Regions from separate parts of the Mus musculus genome. Here region 1 is linked to region 2. A link is a loop called in an ENCODE intact Hi-C map of the cell type or tissue named here. Cell type or tissue: heart. All regions are shown on one strand.

Evidence for each region. Peaks named below come from ENCODE experiments on the same cell type or tissue, not always from the same donor. Only the 100,000 strongest peaks of a DNase experiment are listed, where the experiment ranks them.
Region 1: a loop joins it to region 2, with 4 times the contacts of the local background. A loop is called at or near these places in 26 of 42 quality-filtered maps.

The regions. Positions count from the first base shown.
Region 1 is chr10:117,052,111-117,060,110 of GRCm38, forward strand. It overlaps Cct2 (chaperonin containing Tcp1, subunit 2 (beta)), which reads right to left. Exons shown (of 16, transcript NM_007636.3): 8 at 5,988-6,088; 9 at 5,681-5,808; 10 at 5,064-5,167; 11 at 3,930-4,049; 12 at 2,997-3,125; 13 at 2,767-2,870; 14 at 1,930-2,029; 15 at 906-1,047. Among named protein-coding and RNA genes, the nearest start is that of Cct2, 7.7 kb to the right of the region's middle. In heart, CTCF peaks have their summits at 3,750 (motif pointing right) and 7,356 (motif pointing left); no DNase peak of the experiment used is centred here.
Region 2 is chr10:117,205,571-117,213,570 of GRCm38, forward strand. No RefSeq gene overlaps it. Among named protein-coding and RNA genes, the nearest start is that of Gm31963, 15 kb to the right of the region's middle. In heart, a CTCF peak has its summit at 4,232 (motif pointing left); no DNase peak of the experiment used is centred here; H3K4me3 peaks cover 524 bases; H3K27ac peaks cover 877 bases.

The DNA.
Region 1 (8,000 bases), 150 kb before region 2:
TAAACCTGCCTCTGACAATCTTCCACTTGGATATTCAGGCTTCCTCTAATGGCCGCCGTCTCTGCTCACTCACAGAACATGCAATCTGTACCTCACGTTTCCCTTTCTGAGAGAAACTGTACTTTGAGGTTTCTCTCTCTTCTGAACCTACTACAGGATCAAATTTATCCCCCACACTCCACAACCACTGCAAGCCAAACCAATGCTGGGGAGGCTTGGCTTCTAAGTAACCCATTATCTTCCCAGTTCTTTCCCTTGGCACCCTGGGCTCACGTTCCCTCACTGGCAACTGTGCCACCCCAAGGCAGTATGAACTGACACAACTAAACCTGTGAACCCAAACACAGCCTTCTTCTGTCACAGCCATGTGAAACCGGCTGATGCGCTTCATTTAACCGAGTCTGTGTAAACGCATCTTCAAGAGAATTTAAAGTCACCTTCTACAGCGTGAACGTGGAAAGGAGCCTTGAGCATGTTTGTGAGCCACGTGCGGGGCGCCTGCCGCCTCAGCACTGCAAGCTCAGGGAAGAGGGTTCTGAACTGGAAGGCAGCCCCAGTTACACAGCAAGACCATCTCCAACAACAGACCCACCAGGTCAGGCACACACGCACCTATAAGGATATCCAGGAAAGCAAGCGGCCTGACTCATCCTGGTAAAACCACCAGATACCCACACGCTCCCTGATACCTGACCTTCAGAAGCCTGGCTCTTTAACCCTTCCAGTATGAGTGTGCCCCTGGCTACCCAAACCAGTTTCCTCCTATGCCTTTCTAAGAACTACGACTACTTACTTTAGATAGTTTGTGTAACCGTCTACTAAGACGGAACTGTCCCATTATACACAATTATCAAGCTCCCTGGACTCCGGCCTGTGTTTCCCTAGGAGCACGAGCACTCTGGTACCTTGGTGCTGCTTTGATAATGTTGTCCACTCGCAGGATCACCTCTGCTGCTTCAGCCGCACTCAGAAGAACCTGTCGCTTCACTTGAAAACTCTCTGTTATACCCAGTACTGCCATATCGCCGATGGTACCTTCCTTCATATCTGAAAAGGTAGTTATTAAAGGCATTAAAACATTCCTAATAACTCATAATAAAACTAAAGCTGTTACTGCATCTCACTGCCTGATTTAGCTAGATCCATCTACAAAAGCACTATTTTAAGAAAAAACTGGCAAGAAAAATTGTTAGGCCTGGCAGTGGAGTCACACACCTTTAATCCCAGCACTGGGGCGGCAGAGGCAGGCTAATCTCCGAGTTCAAGGCCAGCCTAGTTTACAGAATGAGTTCCAGGACAGCCAGTCTTGAAACTAAACAAAATGACAATGAGCCCACACAAGTGCTTTTAAGGGGTTTTGTGTAGACGCATGGGGCAGGGCTGCCTGCAGTGGGCAGAGTCCATGGGGAGTCTGGTAACGGGCCCAAGTCCAGGAAGCGAATGCCCGAGTGCGCGGCCCTAACCAGGTCTCTGAGAGCACCACAGAACAGGGTAGAAGGAACCTAAGGGGTGAAGGAGTGCTCTGGCATGCTGCCTTCTGGACCTGAGATGCCCAGTGCACCCGTGACGTCAGCAGCAGTGGCCACCTGCACACAGCTAGGCACATTAACATTCCATCCTGGGGAGAAAGGGGCTCCTAAGATCCCATCCTCACGGAAAAGCTGCTAGGGCTACTGGGGAAGGATGAATCTTATTCCTCAGGGTACAGCCTGGATAAGGTGCCTATAGCCCGCGTGAGCAGGACAGGGACCTGGGAACAAAGGGTTCAGTGAAGGAGAAAAGGTGTGAAAAGAAAAAGGGAAGGGGGTGGGACCCCAGTGCATTATGTGCGTGTCCATACAGACATACAAAGTGGATGTATGTGTGACTTATTTCTAATTGAAGAAAACTACTTTCCAAAGTGGCTGCAGAAGTCCATTTGTCTCTTACCCAGTCCAGCAGTTATATGGCCTTCACTGTGAGCAGCTCGGAGCTGTGCCACCAGATCTGCACTGTCATAGCCCGCATTGTCGGCTATGATGGTCGGCAACTGCAACATGAAAGGGACAAACAACTCTCACTCTTGCCGCTTGCCCCTTGCTCCCCCCTCTCCACCGATTCCCTTCCCCTTCCCTCCATGTGGTCATAGCTGGACTCTACTTCTCTACTCTCTCCATCTCCCCACTTTTCTCTCCCTCTTAACTCCCCTCCCTATGCCCAGAATAAACTCTATTCTATACTTAAAAAAAAAAAAAACAAAGTGATGAATAACCACCAAGGACCACACTGCCTCTAACCTAGAGAGACAGCTGAATTACAGGGAAAGCCTGCTTCCTGTTGCTCTTCTTAAAGACAAGCTCTTACAGACAGGGCTGGTCTCACATCTGGCTTCAACCTCAAGTGCTGGGATTATAGGTAAAGACCATGCCTGGCTGTCTGGTTTGTTTGTTTGTTTGTTTTTTCCGAAACAGGGTTTCTCTGTGTAGCCCTGGCTGTCCTGGAACTCACTCTGTAGACCACCAGGCTGGTCTCGAACTCAGAAATCCACCTGCCTCTGCCTCCCGAGTGCTGGGATTAAAGGCGTGTGCCACCACACCCTGCTTGGCTGTTTGTTTCTTAATAATGATTCATGATTACGTATAAAATGTAGAATCAAAATATAAAACATTGTGGACTACTGTAGTTTTGTAAAGGCAAAGAGAAAAATTTTTCTCTAGGACACAAAAATATATTCAGTTTAAAATCAAGCCCATGAAATGTATGTTCACCTCTCTCTTCATAGCTTACCATTCTCAGGGCTTTTGCAAACGACTCCATTGCTACAGCTTCTTTTCCTGGGGTTCTGTTGGCAAGCTGTGTCACAGCATGGGCCATCAGCATCTCAGAGCAGCCTACAAATGTAACCCAGAACTTGTTATGCACTCTGCCGTCTCTGTTTCTATAAAAGCCAAGATGTTCACATCTAAGTCGGACCTACTGTCAAGAAACAAAGTATGTAACATTCTTGAAATGCTTACCTCCCCCGTAAACTGTTCTAGGATCTTTTACAGTCTGAGCAAGAACACAAAGAGCATCATGCAGAGATCGTTCAGCTTCATCCAGAATTTGCTGAGTGGCACCACGAAGCACAATGGTGCATGCCTCACCTAAGGAGAAACGTCAATCAGTGACCGTCTAGCCACTCACCACAGCATCATCTGCACTCCAAGTAACGACTTAGTAAGTAACGACTCGACTAGTCTTGGGCTTTGGTAGCAATGCTTCTCTGCAAAAATCCATGTTCATAAATGTTCTGAGTGATGAAGAAAAAAATTCTATGCTAAATGTACACATTTCAAAAGGCAGCAAGTATCAACCTGACTTTAAGACACTGAAACAGAACATAAAATAGGCTCTCTCAAAATTTATATTTGTAAATGAAGAAAATACCTAATTAAAAAAAATTTATATTTGCCCTCATAAGACACATATATCCAGTCCACTTAATAATCCTTAGTCATGCATGTATGTGCGTGGGTGCATATATGCATGGAAGTCCAAGGTGAGAGTTGGCTCTCTCCTCCTACCATGAGGGTCCCAGAAAGGGAACTAAGGTCTTCAAGTTTCAAGCACTTCCACTCAGAGCCATCTCGACAACCTATAGGATATCTATCTATAGGGTATCTATCTATAGGGTATCTATCTATAGGATATCTATTTCAGTGCTATAGAAACCTTAAAAAAAAAAGTTTCACTTTATGTAGTATGAGTACACTGCCGCTGACTTCATACCAGAAGAGGGCATCAGAGCTCATACAGATGGTTGTGAGCCACCTTGTGGTCACTGGGATTTGAACTCAGAACCAGAGGTCCTTAACCGCTGAGCCATCTCTCCAGTCCTACAACTTTTTTCCCACTTCCAGAGGTCGGCAAGGACTTAGGTCCTTAAGCCAAGATTTACAGTCACTCACCAAGGGCAACCCCAGAAAAGTGAATGAGTTTATCTTCCCCGATCATAACTTCTTCAATAAGTTTGCAACTTCCAAGCTTCACAAGTTCTGGGTGATCAAAGGTAGAGGCAATCTCACCACCTGCGAACATCACCGGAAACACATCTGTGGGTTTGAGGCTGTTACAGAATTGATTCACTCATTTAAATAGTTTTACCGTAATTTTGTAAATTAGAAACTTAGAAAAGATATGTCAAATCAAGCACAAGGTACATACTTGACCCGCTCTGAAGGGCACGATGTCGTCATTAAAGGTCACTGACTTTACCTCACACGGGGCATAAGGAGCTAAGCATTCAGCAAAACAAACTAAGGTTTAACTTAAGATTTAATACTCGAGACTCTTCTTTTAAGCTCAGATTTGCTCATGCCCAGAAAGTAAAGTCTTTATTCTGTGAGAAAGAATGGACTGTCTTGAAACATCACTCTAGAGTCATGGCAAACCGTGTGGTGTGTGCATGCACACATGTGTGTGCGTGCGCGTAAAATCTGGCATACACTTTAAGCATTCCTAAACGGAAACCCCAAATGTGCATCTGTAAGAATGAAAATGGCCCAGGTGAAAGGCCAGTAAAACTGCATATCAACCAAAAGCGCTGCGTAAACCATTTCTGTGTGAGTATACACATCTGACGACCTCTCTGTGTGAGTATACACATCTGACAATCTCTCTGCGTGAGTATACACATCTGACAGAAATGTATTTCATATTTAGACTTGGGTCCTACCCTATGTCATTTCATCATACACAGTCAATCACTACACTCCACACCCAAAAATCTGAGAAACTCAAGTACAGAGAGAATTGCCTGTAATGGTATAGAGGAGCCAGCAAGGTAGTTCGAACCTGAGCTGAGACCCAGGACCCACACAGGAAGAGGAAAACATTAGTGCTACGATCTCCACTGGTGAAGCAGGGCACATATCCACATGCACAATCAATCAATCAATCTAAGTCTTCAAACAATGTAAGGAAATTAAAGGCCTAACTCAAAGTATATACTCTCAACTCTTTAAGGGGGTTCTTCCTATTCTCAGTGCACTGCACAGTAACGTACTGGAAACTGCACTTCCTAAGGTATGCATTTTCCATACCTGTGACAAGAGCGAGGCGCTCCACACCTGCGAAATCCGCATGCTCAATAGCCATGACGCCAGCAGCGCCGAAGAGTTGTTCAGGGTAATTATAAATTAACTGTCTGAAAATAAAATACATGTTATGCTCAAAATGGCTCCTTGTCAAGCTGAATTACATTACAACACAAACCTGCAAGCACTTTTACTTCACCGGAAATAAAAAATCCAGCCTCACTATCTATGCTCAATCCTTGAGTCTCAAACGATAGAGACTGCAATCCCACACGTTGTCCTGACCTCCATAACTGAATCCCCAGTATGTTCTACCTGTCTGGCGTCACCTCCATTAGATCACTGTTACCTCACTGTTAACACTCATGGGGCTTTGCATGATGTTAGCCTTACTCCATCCACAGCAAGCACTCCGTGTGAGGCTGAGGACAGTGAAAATAAAGGACCGAGGAACCTTAGAACACAGAGACCTGCCCGGAAGCTAACAGTCCTCCGAGCAGCAGCCTGGAGGAACTGCCACACTCTGCAATCTTAAGTAAAACCGTGTGCAGCAGTTTCTAACAATAAGTAACTTGATAGGAAATACAATTTTTATGAGAAAAAAGTAACTTTAGGTTACACACCTGTTAATAAAGCAATTTATTCCATGCTTAAGAATACGTTCAACTTTCTCCTTCATCTTCTCCTTTTCTGCATGTTCTATCTCTGCAACCTTTGCTGTGGAATCAACTCTTACCCGAGAGCCAAATATCTAAGATTGAAGACATAAAGGCAGTGTAAGGTTCACTCCTCTTAAAATACACCGTACGTACTTCAGCGTTTCTACGAACATACGCTTCAAAGTGTATATAGGTGTCTCATCTGCTTGGTGTAACTGACTCCTACGTTAACAGCACCAGCAACAGCCTGTCAAGAAATGTAGCCACGCACCTTTATTTTGTCTGTATCCATCCCAGTATTTGCAATAAGAATTTTAGCATTTTCAATTCTCTTTGGTTGATTTACTCCAATTTTTTTATCCAAAAGAAAACCTACAACAAACATAAAGATGGTAATAAACTTAAGGATGCATTAGTAAACCTGCACAGCACGTGCTGGCTGACAACCCTCAGTAACTCCAGTTCTGGGGGATCCTGTGCTCCACGGGCACCAGGCATACACATAGCAAAGGACCCATAAACTTAATAAAGCAAAGAAACAACTAAAAAAGAGAATACACACAGGCAACGCTACAGCATCAGTACAGACACAAACCACATCACCCTGAAACTTTTGTTACACACACACACACACCCACACCCACACACACACCCACACACACACACCCACACACACACCCACACCCACACACCCACACACACCCACCCACACACACCCACCCACACACACACACTCACACACACACACCCACACACACCCACACACACACACACACACACACACCAGATCAGAGGCTACAGCTCACAATGTAAACACATTTAAGTTCACTTTTACTAGCTTAAAACCAGCAAAACTAGCAGTGAGAACTGGAAATCAGAGACAGGGTCACCTGTTCTACACAGCAAGTTTCAGGACCACCAGGGCAACATAACAGAGACCCAGCCTCACTAAAATAAACAAGACAGCTAGGAAAATGGAACCACCTTGGACAACACAAAAACAACACAACTACATAAACCTGCTCCCAATCCTGCTCTTGCCCTTAGGCTATGGCTGGGGTCGACCAGATGCTCACATATAAATCATGCACAACTCAAGGAGAGATGCCATTTCTAGCCGTGCTGATCTGCTGCCATCACATGACCTGGTACTGACATCTGCACTGGCTTAAGACACATGACAAACGTTTGGCTCAGTAACCCTACCTTGGGCTTTCTGCTCTATTCAGCTTGCCATCACTTAGCAGATGATTAGAACAGCTACAGGATCGAGGTTCCACTACAATTCCTGGCATAGAGCGCACACACACAGCAGTATGAGCCTCTGTTACAAGGCTGCCCTACTTGGCAGACCACTAGAAACATTAGAGAGACCTTGCAGATCAACGGAACCAAAATATTTTCACAACTCCGTAAGTAAATGGCACAGGACACACATAAAAGCCAGGATTCCAAATCACTGTAGACACAAGCTTACAAAGCACAACTTGATTCTTTTTAAAACCCTTTAAGATGGGCTGGAGAGATGGCTCAGTAGTTAAGGGAACTGACTGCTCCTCTGAAGGTCCTAAGTTCAAATCCCAGCAACCACATGGTGGCTCACAACCACCCATAATGAGATCGCCCTCTTCTGGTGCAGCTGAAGACAGCTACAGTGTACTTAGATATAATAATAAATAAATCTTTGGGCCTGAGCGAGCAGGGCTGACCAGAGTGACCAGTGGTCCTAAATTCAATACCCAACAACCACATGAAGGCTCACAACCATATGTACAGCTACAATGTACTCATACATTAATCACATAACTTTGGAAATATTTTTTTCTCAAAACGACAACAAAAAAAAAGCTGGAGAGATGGCTCAGATGTTAAGAGTGCTTACTACTGCAGAGACCTGAGTCTGGCTCCCAGCACTCTCACTGGGGGCTCGCACCAGCCTGTAACCACCAGAGTGGAGCTGCTACTTCTGGCCACTGGCATGCACATACCCATACACAGACCAAACATGCACATGATTAAAATAACCTTGGACACGCAAAAGAAAATGTTCCTGGGGCTAACAATGTGGCTCAGTTAAAAGATAATTACTTAGCATTCACAAAGCCCGAGATGGATCCCCCAGTACTGCATAATCACAGCCTGGGAGAGCAGCAGAAGGGACAGAAGACTAAGGGCATCCTTGGCTGCGTGCGAGCACGCACACGCATGCACACGCACACACACACTCGCTAGCTACACAAGACTACCTTAAAAAACAACAAGGCCTGAAGAGATTCTACTTGCT
Region 2 (8,000 bases):
CTGGGCTACCTGAGAGCCCATTGGTTTATTTGTTTTGTTTGTTTGTTTTTTCTTAGTTCCTTTTCTACAAAAGAAGCTAACCTAGTCTCTTTTCCTGTCACTGTGACAAACACCAGGACCAAAAGCAACTTGTGGAGGAAAAGACTTATTGGGCGTCCCAGCCATGATCCACCATCAAGGGGCAAAGGCATGAACTAGAGGTAGGAGCCTGAGATGGGAATGGAAGCCGAGACCACAGAGGAGCCCTGCTTATTGATCTGCTCCTGAGCTGGTGCCCAGCTACCTTTCTTACACAGCCCAGACCCACTTACCCAAGAGTAGCATTGCCCATGTGGGCTGGGCCCTTCATCCATTAGAAGTCAAGGAAATGCCCCACAGACAGGTCCACACTCCGTCTGGTGGAAGCATATCTCTTCAGCTGGAGGTTTGTTCTTCCAGCGTGACTCTAGTTTCTGTGAAATTGGTAGAAGCTAACCAGCAAGGGTACTCTGTACTCAGCACTGGTTTTGGCCATCAGGTGCACACACACACACACACAGAGTTCAAGGAACAGCTGGTCACTTCAGGTCTCGTCCCATGTACCCCGGGCAGGACTTGAACTCCACATGTGGCTGGAGGTGACCTTGAACTTTTGACTTCACTCACCTCTGTGCTCTGCAAGTAAGGTCATGTAGTGCTACCATGCCTAGCTAAAGTGGTTATTGATTTTCTTATTTATCTCTCTGTCTTTCTATCTATCTATTTATTTGCATGATCTCACTGGAACCCACTGTGAACACTAGGCTGACCTTGAACTCACAGAGATCTCTACCTTTCTCTACCTCCACAGTGAGTGCTGAGGTCAGAGTGGTTATTCTTACGCAATGACCACAATGGTCAATTTCACTATTATGTTCTGTCTAATCTTTATAAATGTACTATACTTATTTGTGAATGTACTATACGTATTTGTGTGTTTGTGTGCATTTGTCAGTTCAGGTCACAGAACTCCATTTTCTCCTTTAGGTTGTAAGCCTCGGTGACCAATGGCCTTTTTTCACTGAGCTATCTTGCAGACCCTCAGACTTGAATATTCAATCTCTCTCTCTCTTTCATCATTTATTTTATGTATATGAGCACACTGTAGCTGTCTTCAGACACACCAGAAGAGGGCATCAGATTCCATTACAGATGGCTGTGAGCCACCATGTGGTTGCTGGGAATTGAACTCAGGACCACTGGAAGAGCAGTCGGTGCTCTTAACCGCTGAGCCATCTCTCCAGCACCGAGTATTCATTCCCAGTGCAACTCTTCTGTGGCCCAGATAAGTTTTCTTTTACCCATATTGCAGATAAACCGTAATAGGAGTGTGTAATTACACAGATGCCACCAGGCTTAAGACTCAGCTCATTATCTTTACGTTTTAAGGAGCTGGGAGGACATAGCGTGAGCTGATTTTGCGGTATAAGGTTTTCCAATCACAGGAGATAGTTACAAGAAATGTTCAGCAATGGCAAATGTATAGACAGGAGGGAGTACGATGCTTGCTTGGAGCTGAGGGTGGACGGGCAGTGACTGCAAACAGGCACAAGGTTTCTTTTAGAGGCAATGAAAAGTGTCTAAAATTAGCCTGTGGTAATGGTTGTATATAATTCTAAATTTACTACTAAATTCCTGAGTCGTACCTCGAGTGGGTGATATTTATGGGGCATGTGCTGGTTTGCAGGGGCTGATGAGACACACTGGGTGGCTAAACAACAGTGATTTATTCTTATGAAACCCCGGAGGCAGAGAGTCTAAGATCAAAGTGCCAGCGAGGCCCACTCCCTTGAAGGCTGTGAGGGAAGGCTCTTTCCCAGGTCTCTTTGGACTGTACAGCCATGTCTGTGGCCCATCTTCCTCTCCTCTGCGTGTGTCTGTTTCCAAATCTGCTCCCTCCTTCCCATTTTCTCCACCCCTCCTATTTTTTTTTTCTCTCCCTCTTAACACCTTTTCCTTTTTAAGATAGGATCTTACTGCATAGCCCGGGCTGATCCTGAACTCTCAGGAATCCTCCTGCATCAGCCTTCCAAGTGCTAGAATTACAAGTAGACTGTGAGGCCCAACTTTTTAAAGGATACTAGCCAGCTCTGTGTGGCCGCACACTTTTAACCCCAATCTTGGAAGGCAGAGATAAGCTGGTCTCTGTGAGTTTGAGGCTGGTCTACACACCTAGCTCCAGGCCAGCCAGGGCTACACAGTGAGACCCTGTCTCAAAAACAAAGAAACTAACTCACTAACTAACTAACTAACTAAGAAACTAACTAAGAGCACTCGTATTGAATTAGCTCCCACTGTGATGACTTAGTTTAATTACATATTTAAAGATTTAATCTTCATATATAATTACATTCTGAGGTACTGGGGGCTAGGGTTTCAACACACAAACTTTGGAGGGAACACAAATCATCCCCGAAACAATATATAAATTATACTCTAATAAAAGCGCGCTGCTGATGTCTTGCGCTCTGCGTTCAATGCCCAGTCCTTGGCATGCGTCATCTCATTTGACCTGTTACGAGGCCATGATAATTATGCCCACCGTTAAGCATGAACAAAGTAAGGCCCAGAGAAGCTAAATAGCCTGCCTCGGGTCATAAAGCCAGCAAAGGAGGCATGGCTCAGACTTTGAAGTCCTGTTCTCGAGCCCACACTTTGAATCCTTGAGCCAATGCCAGCCCCCACACAGCCATGCCGGCCCCCACACAGGCAGCGGTAATGACTGAAGATGAGGATGATCGGGATCCGGGGTCACAAACGCCCTGAATCCAAACCGGAGAACGGTCACGTGACGTGGGCATGACCGCGGGACTCCTCCTGTGGGGAGGTTTGTGACTCCTCCCAGAGAAGCCTTTGCTGGAGAGATCCCGTCTACCACAGACAATAAGACAACTGGTCACTCGGGAGGCCAGCCTGGTCTACAGAGTGAGTTCCAGGACAGCCAGGGCTACACAGAGAAACCCTGTCTTGAAAAACCAAAAAAAAAAAAAAAAGGCAAGTGGTGCTGTGTGCCTGGCCCGTGGTCCATGATGGAGGATGACTAAAACAGGCGGCGACTTACATCTCAAGAATGTTCTACTTGTTCTACTTGAAGTGACCTCAAAATATCCAAATATATTATCTAGAAGTAATTTAATACAGTCCAGAGCTTAGGATAGGCAGGTAGGCTTTTAATGATTAGCATAAAATATTACTTAAGACCATGGATAGGCAAGAATTCCTTAAAAGATGGTTCAGGCCAGGCAGTGGTGGCGCACGCCTTTAATCCCAGCACTTGGGAGGCAGAGGCAGGCGGATTTCTGAGTTCGAGGCCAACCTGGTCTACAGAGTGAGTTCCAGGACAGCCAGGGCTACAAAAAAAAAAAAAAAAAAAAAAAAAAAAAAAAAAAAAAAAAAAAAAAATGCTGGTTCAGGGTAGACACTCGGAGAGTTTTTGTAAAGTATGCCCCATAGGTGTACAAGCCTGTAATCCCAGCTCTTGGGAGGCTCAGACAAAAGGGTAAGGAGTTCAAGAACAGCGTCTGCTACACATCAAGTCTAGGCCAGTCTGGATTCCATGAGACCCAGTCTCAAACAAACAGCCCCTCTAAATAACTAATAAACTGATACTGATAGACTAAATAGAGGAATAGCTGCTGAAAGGTGTTGTCACCTGGAAAAAGGAACGGAGGAAGGAAGAGAGGGAGGGACGGACGGAGGGACGGAGGGACGGAGGGACGGAGGGAGAGAGCCAGCTGACCAACTAGGTATGCGGCTCACACCTGCAATTGGCTTTGGTAAGGATGGTTACCTTGAATTCAAGGACAAACTGGACTCCACGCCAAGACCCCATCTCCAAAGCAAACAGACAAACCAAACCTCCAAATGATGCTAAGGGGTCAAATAACAGAGTACTCCCATGGATGAGGTGGGAAGGAAGAGGACGAGGTCTTCTGCCATGTCTTGGCAAGCTCGCTTGCTCCACCCCACACCCCCCCGTCTGTGTACGTCATACGACCACAGGTGGGAATTGGTTCTCTCTTACAATGTGGTCTCTAGGGATTGAACTCAGTGAGCGAATCAGTTTGGCTCATCCACTAAGCCACTTCGCAGGCTCTAGCAATCATTTTTTTTCTTTTTAGGGTAGCTTGGACTAATCTGGTCTGCTCCGGACTCTTCAAAGGGCTCAGGGACAAACTCTAAATTCCATAGGAAATCACAGATCGCCCTCTTGTGGTCAACACGTCTTGGTGCAGGTTTAATCTAGAAAAATGAATTTTAAGGGCTAAGCCTGCTGGGTTGCCTAATCCCGCCTGTGGATAGTGAATGGTGAATTATACATACAATATATGTTATATATATGTGTTATACATACAATATGTGTTTTATATATATTATTTACTATATGGCTTCATTTATTATATAGTTTTTCAATGTTTGAATAAAAACAAGAGAAAGGAAATATTTTGATTTGAAAAACCATGTAATATTCAATTTCAGTGTCAACAAAGCCATTTTATTGGACAGTCATGCTCATTTTCTAGGTGAGACTACTTCCACACAATAGCAGATGTCACGGACTGACAGAAACTGAGATATTTACTCTCTGGGTCTCTTCAGAAAAGTTCCTGCATCCTCCACTCAGAAGGTGGGGCGCAGCCGGGTGGTGGCGGCACACACCTTTAATTCCAGCTGAGGCAGATAGATCTCTGGCTTTGAAGCCAGACTGGTCTACAGAGTGAGTTCTTGGACAGTCAGGGCTACACAATGAAAGCCTGTTTTGAAAAACAAAACAAAAAGGGGGTGCTGGTCAGACGTCTTGGTATGTTAGGTTACTTTTTAGAGATAGAAAATTTAGGGGCTGGAGAGATGGCTCTGTGGTTAAGATTGCTCTTCCAGAGGTTCAATTCCCAGTAACCACATGGTGGCTCACAACCATTTGGAATGGGATCCGATGCCCTCTTCTGGTGTGTCTGAAGACAGCTACAGTGTACTCACTTACATTAAGTAAATACTATTTAAAATTTAGCTTAGCTTTGGGCTGGAGCACTGGATACGTTCTCAGAGGACCTAGGTTCTATTTTTAGCTCCCACATGGTAGCTCACAACCATCTGTAACTCCAGGCCCAGGGGACCCGCTCTCATCTGTCCTCCAAAGGCATTTATACACAAGTGCTGCACATACCTACAGCAGGGACACAACCCTCCATAGAAAAACAATCACCTTTAAAGTAGCTTTGTGACAGACGCTAAACCTCAACAAAACAGCCATTTGGGTCGTATCCTGAAGTCTGGATCCCAGGATCCAAAGCAGGAGAAAGCCAGATGGGAAGACTGCCTTAGCACGGGCCTCTTCACCATCTTGTGGCAACAGTGGTGTCTAAGCACAAGTGAGGCAGGGTTGGAATTTAGAAAACCATTAGTGCTAATTTTAGGCTTGCTGGTCTTAAGGAGGGGTAGCCACAAAGATGAGCTGCTTCACCAGAGGGTTTTTTTTTTTTGTTTTGTTTATCCTTGTTCTTCTCAGAAATGTTTGTAACAGTACAGCAGGCACAAACTTCTGAGACAATGGACGTTATTAGGTCAGGTGTCATCTTTTTATTATAAAAGGGAGGCACTGATATTATTTCCATGATGAAATACTTTGGAATGTCTGGACAGGCGGCCTCACGTGACCGCATTTCAACAGAGATCTACTCCATACACTTTCCAAGAATGTCACCATCTCTAAGTCAGAAAACAATCCTGTTGTCTACAGCTTTGGTGAGAAGAACTTTGAGTCCGATTTTCTCACTAAGGTTGGCTCTCTCCAGCCTCTTTGCTTAAGGCCTGATCTCACGGTCACTACTGTTGTTTGCAAAAGTTTTCTTTCAGCTTTTTCTGGAACCATGACGCCTCCTTTGGTTACAGTCTTGGGCTCACTCCTCTCATCCAGTATTGTCAGAGTTGAAGAAACTCTCTAAAAGCCACCGCTCAGACCCTGGACTCACACCATTGCTGCACGGAGTCTTCTCAGTCGTTAAAACAAAGTTCTGAGTGCTTTGCATTCGTGTGTGCATGTGTGGTGCCCATGGAGGGTGCTGGGTCCCCTGGAACTGGGTTACAGTTGCGAACCATCATGTGGGTGCTGGGAACTAAACCCAGGTCCTTTGCAACAGCAACAAGCACTCTTAACTACTGAGCTGTCTCTTCAGTCCCCACCAGACGCTAGACTAACCCCTCTTTCCTGTCCTGTAGGGCTGTCTGAATCATCATGCCCAATTTCCAATGGAGACATCTATTCTTGAATTGTAATATTCTTGGTTTTGCTTTTCTAAAGCAGGGTCTTACTGGGTAGCCCTGGCCATCCTGGAACTTGCTCTGTAGACCAGGCTGGCTTCAAAGCGATCTGCGTGCCGCTGCCCCCTGAGTACTGGTGTTAAAAGGCGTGTACCATGACTGCCTGGCTCCTTTGGGATTTTCTTGGTAGGCACTGTCTTAGTCAGGGTTTCCATTGCTGTGACAAAATCGACCAAGAAGCATGTTGGGGAGGAAAGGGTTAATTCAGCTTACATTTTTGAGATCATAGTCCATCATTGGAGGAAGTCAGGACAGGAACCTGGAGGCAGGAACAGATGGAGGGGTGCTGCTTACTGGCTTGCTCCCCCATGGCTTTCTCAGCCTGCTTTCTTATAGAACCTAGGACACCAACCAGCCCAGGGATGAAATCACCCTCCATGAGCTGGGCCCTCTCCTACTGATCACTAAGATGCCTTACAGCTGGATCTCATGGAGGCATTTCCTTAACTGAGGCTCCTTCCTCTCTGATGACCCTAGCTTGTGTCAAGTTGACACACAAAACAGGCCAGCACAACCATGCCTTCTGCACATAGGGTCATCTTTCGTCTTCCCTTTCTAGCCTGGTTGACTTTAACTCACTTTCTGTCTGTCTGTCCTGGCTAGAACCCCCAGCAGGAATAGTTGTGTCAAGAGCAAACGCGCTCCCTCACTCCTGAGTCCTTGCCCTGGGCCGCTGTAACCAAGTGACACGTACTGGGTGTCTAGACAGCGGGTACTTCTTTTCTTACACTTCTGGAGGCTAGACAGAGATCAGGAAGTGGGCAGTGTTAAGTTTCTCCTGAGGTCTTTCTCTGAGCTGCTCTCCCTGTGTCCTTCCATGTCTGTTTGAATACCCTGTTTACAAAGTCATGAGCCATACTGGATTAGGGTCTACCCTTTTATTAATTCAATGACCTCGTTTAAAGACACTGTCTCAAGGTACAGTCACATTTTGAACTACCAGGATATGGACTTGAACTAGGGGAACACAATTCAGCTCCCGAGAGAGCACTGCAGGTCGTCTTGTGCTCACCCACCTTGCACTACTTCACCAGGGGCTCACTTACAGCCTTTCACTCGGTACTGGATTTAGTTTGCTGGGATTTCCCTGTCTTTAATCCTACCATCTAAAGCTGTTTCATTCAGTTGTCAACAGACAATTCAAATTCACCGTGGGAAACAGAAACTTGTTAGACATCTAGAAACTTGTTAGGCAGTCCCCGGCATAAGCTGAAATTGGAATCCTATCAGTGACTTCTGTTTGCAGCGATGCCCACAGAACTTAAGAATCAGGTAGCAGAATGGATTGGGCTCAGGAGTTGGTCGTGGGTCACCAACTCCTGCCCTCCACCATTGAGTCCTCTGCTCTCCACAAAACCAGGGACATATCTGGAAGTGAAGAGTTTATCTGCCCATAGTTTCTCCTCTTTGCTTTGACACCAGTAGCAGTACCTTCATTCTAAATATAAGCAGCCTGAAGAAAATCCACTCTGAAGATGTTCTTGAGGGAAATGGCACAGCAGCGAGATAAGCACTGAGAACACTTGCTGACATGCAGAATAAGAATAAATCCGTCCAGCCAGGCCTGGCAATGCAGACCCTTTATCCCTGCACTCGGGTGGCAGAGGCAGGAGAATCTCTGAGTCTGAGGTCAGGCAGTCTCACATCTCAAATAAATAAATAAG